Linked DNA regions of Homo sapiens: region 1 is linked to region 2. Evidence: chromatin contacts called from ENCODE Hi-C or POLR2A ChIA-PET data. All regions are on one chromosome and are shown on one strand. Each heading gives the region's core, a stretch centred on a gene start or an enhancer-like site at or near the end of the contact. The rest is flanking DNA. Distances are from core to core; before and after follow the strand shown. Region 1 overlaps LOC101928354 (a long non-coding RNA gene). Region 2 overlaps LOC101928331 (a long non-coding RNA gene).

Region 1 (2,700 bases), core at 57-2,556, 230 kb after region 2:
CCATTTGGGGTGGAAATGGAGGGTAAAGTTGAGATGTCATAAACTCAGTAGCTTCCAAATTTTATTACAGGCTTTTTCAGGTCTAACAATAGCAATTTGGAGAAGGGAGAGAAAAGACATTACTCAGTCTTCAAAAGTACACCCCAAACTCATGCGAACTGTGAGCTGACACTGCCATCTGCTCTCCCTGACATGTGGTGTGGGAAGCATGATTACCATTTTCCTCTAAGGCCAGCGTCCTCTTTAGGATTCTCCCTCTAGCACCGGGCCTAGGACAGTCTTAATCCTGACAGTCCAGAACTTCAATTTTACTATTCACTCAACAAATACTTTTCAAGCATTTATATGCGCCAGACACTGTTATAAAGTCTGGGATGTAGCAATCACTAAAGTAGGAAAAGTTCTGCCTTGTTGGGGTGTTTATTTGCTAGTTAGGGGGACACAGGAATTAACAAATAATCAAGTATGAATAAACAGACTATCAGATGGTGATAGGTGCTATGGAAAAAGCAAGGCAGATTAAGAAGGACAGAAATCATCCAGGCAGGGGTGGGGGGAGTGGGGGATGTGGATTATGTGGTGCGGTCAGGGAAGGTCTCACTGAAGAGGTAACATCTCAGGAAGACCCAAGCAGGGGAAAGAGAGGCCATGTAGAATTGCAGGGCAGGGTTTTTCAGGCAAAGGGATCAGAAAGGGCCAAGACTGTGAGGCAGGAGAGGGATTGGTGTGTTTACAGAACAGCAAGGGGCCAAAAGGAGCGAGGAATGACGGTGACAGTGGAAGGAGCTAAGACAGGAGAGGTGGCCGGAAGCCAGATCGCTTGCAACCTTGCAAACCATTTTAAGGACTTCACCTTTAACTCAGCACATCAGTCAGGGCCTAACCAGGAGACAGAAGCCACACCAGTTATTTTAACACGGCTAATTTAATATAAAGAATAATTTTCTAGGAATAAAGTCTTAACCAGGTAACTGAAAGAGTAAAAAGACAACTCTAAGGTGTCTTTCGTATAACAACTTCAGGAAGCTCCACCCCTGGGGCTGGCAGAAGAAAAAGGGGGCTGTCGGATAATTAAAATTTAGAAGCTTAGAAAACAGTCCCATGGGGCTAGAACCCAAACCTCAAAGATGGGGCAATGGCAGTCAGTGCTGTGGCCCTAAAAAGGCACAATGAGTCTGGTTCTTGAGTGTAGGAAAAATTGCAACGTAGATTGAACAGCTGCTACAGGAAGAAACTGCTGCTGCCAAGATGAAGCAGCAGTACTGGGGTGCTGCACACAGGAGCCACAGGCAGACAGGATACCCATGGGAAAGAGTAGGAGCCTCTCTAGCAACCCCTACTGGCTGAGTGCAACAAGGAGCCCAACAAAGGAGAAATGCAGTGTTCAGGGGCCCAGCATAGAATCAAGTATTGAAGGAAGGCTTTGGAGCTGAAAGATGATAACTTACTAACTGGAACTCTCTGAATGAGATAAGATTTTGAGCAAGGAAGTGACAAAAGCTGACTCACTCTGACATCTGTGTTGAAAACAGACAGTAGAGGAGCAGCAACAGTGGAGGAGGGAAGGAGTGGATGGATTCTGAATACAGGCATCCCACTGGATTTGCTGATGGTGTCCATGTGAGCTGTGAAAGAGAGGAGTCAAGGGTGACTCCTTCATCGAGGCCTGAGTAACTGAATGGAGACAAATTTACTGAGGGAGCAGGGAGAGCAAGGGGGCAAGAACAAGCTTGTTAGGTCAGCTTAGGTGTGAGGTGCCTGTTAGAAATTCAACTGAGGGGCTGGGCGCCTGTAATCCCAGCACTTTGGGAGGCTGAGGCGGGTGGGTCACCTGAAGTCAGGAGTTTGAGTCCAGCCTGGCCAACATGGTGAAACCCCACCTCTATTAAAAATACAAAAATTATCTGGGTGTGGCAGACACCTGTAGTCCCAGCTACTCAGGAGGCTGAGGTGGAAGAATTGCTTGAGCCCAGGAGGCAGAGGTTGCAGTGAGCCAAGATCGTGCCACTACACTCCAGCCTGGGTGACAGAGTGGGACTCCATCTCAAAAAAAAGAAAGAAAGAAATTGGACTGACAATGACAGCAGGCAGTTGCATCCCCAAGCCTGGGGAGGGTTTAAGTTAGAGATATAAATTTGAGGCTCACCCATCATATAGATGGATTTTAAAGCCACATGATTGAATGAGATCATGCGTGTCATCTCAACGTCACTTAGAATATGACATGGCTAAGAATCAGCTCTGGAATCAGAATGATGTCAATTTGAATTCAAACTCTATCGTCACTGGATTTTCTCAGATGTTCTAAGCCCTGATTCCCTCATGTGTAACCTAGAGATGATACTAATCATGCTGACTACACTGATCTTATGTACGGATTAGATTCAGTAACGTAAGGAAAGCCCTTACACCAGTGCCTGATATCAACTCTTATAAATAAGAGTTATTATCATTATCATAGTTTTATGATATTATTAGTAGTCAAAGATAGCCAGAGCCTAGAAAATTAGGCTTCTAAGACCCAAAAGCAAAGAGACCTGAATTGTACTAAAAAGACAACTTATTAATTGTAGGAGAAGATACAGTGGCATCTTATGTGAAATAGGTATATAAACCATGACTCTGAATTACTGTGGCTTTCCTTTTACAGATACATTTATTCGGAGTACTAAAAATTTTTTTTTTTTTTTTTTTTTTTTT
Region 2 (2,700 bases), core at 3-2,502:
AATATTCAGATTATCAGACCTAGAAAGAGAGAAGGATTAGAAAATAGGAGGCTCTATGATTCTAAACCAAATTGCTCAAGGAATGTTTTTACCTCACTCCTGAACTGACAACAGGGGTGGGTTTCAGCACCTTCAATATCTATCTTTCCCATTCCTGCCAGTGGTGAGGAATTTGTCAACGAAATCAGGAAATCTGAATTCACCATCCCTGCTGGCTTTCCCTGAAGGAGGCCATTCTGTCCAGGTGAATAGCCAGTTACAGCATTTGGGGGTTTTTGCAGACAGAGTAACAGGGTGTAGAAATCAGAGGCACATAAAGGTTTGGGGAACGGGGCGGCAAACTGGTCTCCAGGATATTGTTAGCTATATGGAAACATGGACAGAACCAATGGGAAAGGGTGTTCTTTTAGATCTTTCAGTCAGAAAACTACAGCCAATGAGCCAGATCCAGTAGCCGCCTGTGTTTGTAAACCATCTTTTATTGGAACACAAGACACGCCCGTTCGTTTATTTATTGTCTGTGGTTGTTTTTGCCCTACGATGGCAGAGTCAAGTAGACAGAGACTGGATGGCCCACAAAGAGTACAAATTATTTACTATCTGGCCCTTTACAGAAAACGTTTGCTGACCTCAGACCTGGATTCATGCTTCTGGGTTAAAATCTGTCAGGGCATCCTGCTTGTCCCCTCATGCCTCCCTCCCTCCCACCGTGTCCACAAGGGACTCTTCCTCTACCCTAGCCCCCAACACTGGGCTCAGTCACTGGAATTCATCACTCATGGGTGGGCTCCCGGTGGGATGGTTAGCTCCTCTGCTTGCACCTGAGTAATTAGAAGGGTCGTTTCATATTCTTCTGTGTTCTCGGAGGTGCTGCCCACTTGTGCATTTGGGCAGGGAGGGCTCTGCTCCCTCAGTGGTGGTTGGAGTGAAGGAAGGATGAACCATAGACCAGAGGGTAGTTCCTTCGGCCGCAGGCAGCACTCACAGCTCACTTAATTTGCACAAAGCATACAGAGAGAACCTGACCTCTTGCTCAAGAAAGAAAGAAAGAAAATACAGCTGGAGCTGGGACTGGGAGGGAGAGAAAGGGCTCTCTTCTGGACAGGCAGCTGCTTGTGTTGCGTTGGAGTCCTCTGTCTGTACCTCCATCTGCCCTGGTGAGATAACATTTCACGATGAGAGCTGAGGAGGTGGCTCCCTCCCGCAGAGGTGCATGACTTGGCTGGAGTGTTTTGCTTCGCTGGCACACGTCTTCTCTTTTCAAGTTAGCTGAGCTCACACATCCCCCTTGCTTGTTTGCAAAGTCCATATGGGAGATGAAGGCGAGACAGTTTGACTAAGGGCAGAAGGAGGGAGTGAAGAGGAGGAAATGTGGGAGCGGGGATGCCTGGCCAGACCGAGCCTTCCTCAAATTAGGTCACTGTTTATATAAAAAGTTAAAATTAAACCGAGGACTATTTTCCAAGGTTTCTGACACTGGACATGGCTCTGTGCAGCATCCCTGGAATGCAGTGCAATAAACATCACAGAGCACATGACGTCACACTGAGGGAGAAGCCAGGGAATGTCACTAGCAATGAATCCCAGGCTCTACACAATTATGCTGGAGACAGACAACATCCTTGTTCTCTCTGACTCTTTCCTCTGAGTTTTCCTGCTGGCTTTTTCTGTTCTTCTAATTCTCACGTTTTTATCCACGAGGCAACCATGTCCCCTGAGAGTTACCACACACAGGGCTCTATGTTTCTGTTTGGCCAATAGCATAAAGCTCTTCAACAAAGCTTTGACCTTCCTTCTCCTTCCGACAAATTGTTACGGCCTTACCTTCTCACAGTGATTCCTCAACATGAAACAGCAAGGTAGGTTTCATTATCACCAATCTGCAGATGGAAAAAGCAGGCTCAGCGAGGTTCAAGGACTTCCTTAAAATCACAGAGCAAGACAGCGGCTGAGAGGCACTCAAAGCAAGGTGGTCTATGAGCTTCCCAGTATACCACACCACCCTTCTGACTGCCCTTGTCCTGGCACACCTCCGTAGGTTTGCCATGTTTAAGTGGCAATTAGAAGGGATGTTCCCTGAGGGAAGGGACTCCGGCATATGCCTTAATGCACCTGTGGTGTCCAGCACAGTGCTTGCTACATCATAGACATTCAAAAGTCCGTGTTCAGTGAAGATCCTTATATATGCCCGTTAGCCATGTGTTTGACTTTTTCTCTTGTAGTCTGGAAGGTCTTTGGAGGCCTGGGTTATGATTTTTCCTTAATATGGGGCCAAGTCAATAACCTCAACCTCTGCCTCCAAGAGATTTAAATGGAAATGAAACATTGAGTATAAGATGAACCCACCCGATCCACCAAGCAGTATTCTTTATATGGCTTCCCTAGTGTCAAAATACATCGCTTCAGGCCTGGCCATTGTTGACTCCATTGTTGACATCCTGTCTCCTTCTGGTAGTCAGATTCCTCTTCCATGTTTGAATTCTGTATCTATGTTTTTAAATAAGCCAGGAAACACTCACCCCGCCAGCTCCAAATTAGTTCTTCTTTTCATGCCTTTTCTGTTTCCTGGCTCCATGCCACAGTCTCCCTCCATTAGAATTAAGAAATAGCGCTCAGAGAGTCATATGTCTTCACCTAGTTAGCACCTTTCCTTCGGGACAGCTTCTCTGAGGGTGGCTCCCACATATGCCAGGCTTTTCT

What was found. Hi-C counts contacts between places; a loop is a spot of excess contacts on that map. ChIA-PET counts read pairs that join two places held with the same protein, here RNA polymerase II (POLR2A). Pooled maps may share reads with other maps.
Region 1: a map of K562 shows a loop between it and region 2 (3-fold over the local background). The contact joins two enhancer-like sites. A Hi-C loop is called at or near these places in 1 of 168 maps with a recorded cell type or tissue (K562) and 2 of 50 pooled maps. POLR2A ChIA-PET finds 5 or more read pairs at or near these places in 2 of 52 experiments (HCT116 and T-cell).

Annotation. Positions count from the first base shown.
Region 1 is chr6:14,709,910-14,712,609 of GRCh38, forward strand. The region is part of intron 1 of LOC101928354 (a long non-coding RNA gene); the gene reads right to left. Among named protein-coding and RNA genes, the nearest start is that of LINC01108, 430 kb to the left of the region's middle. Within about 2 kb of position 1,307, at least 6 of the 41 ENCODE cell types and tissues checked have a DNase peak (open chromatin) inside an H3K27ac peak, as active enhancers do.
Region 2 is chr6:14,475,884-14,478,583 of GRCh38, forward strand. All of the region lies in intron 1 of LOC101928331 (a long non-coding RNA gene), which reads left to right. Among named protein-coding and RNA genes, the nearest start is that of LINC01108, 190 kb to the left of the region's middle. Within about 2 kb of position 1,253, at least 11 of the 41 ENCODE cell types and tissues checked have a DNase peak (open chromatin) inside an H3K27ac peak, as active enhancers do.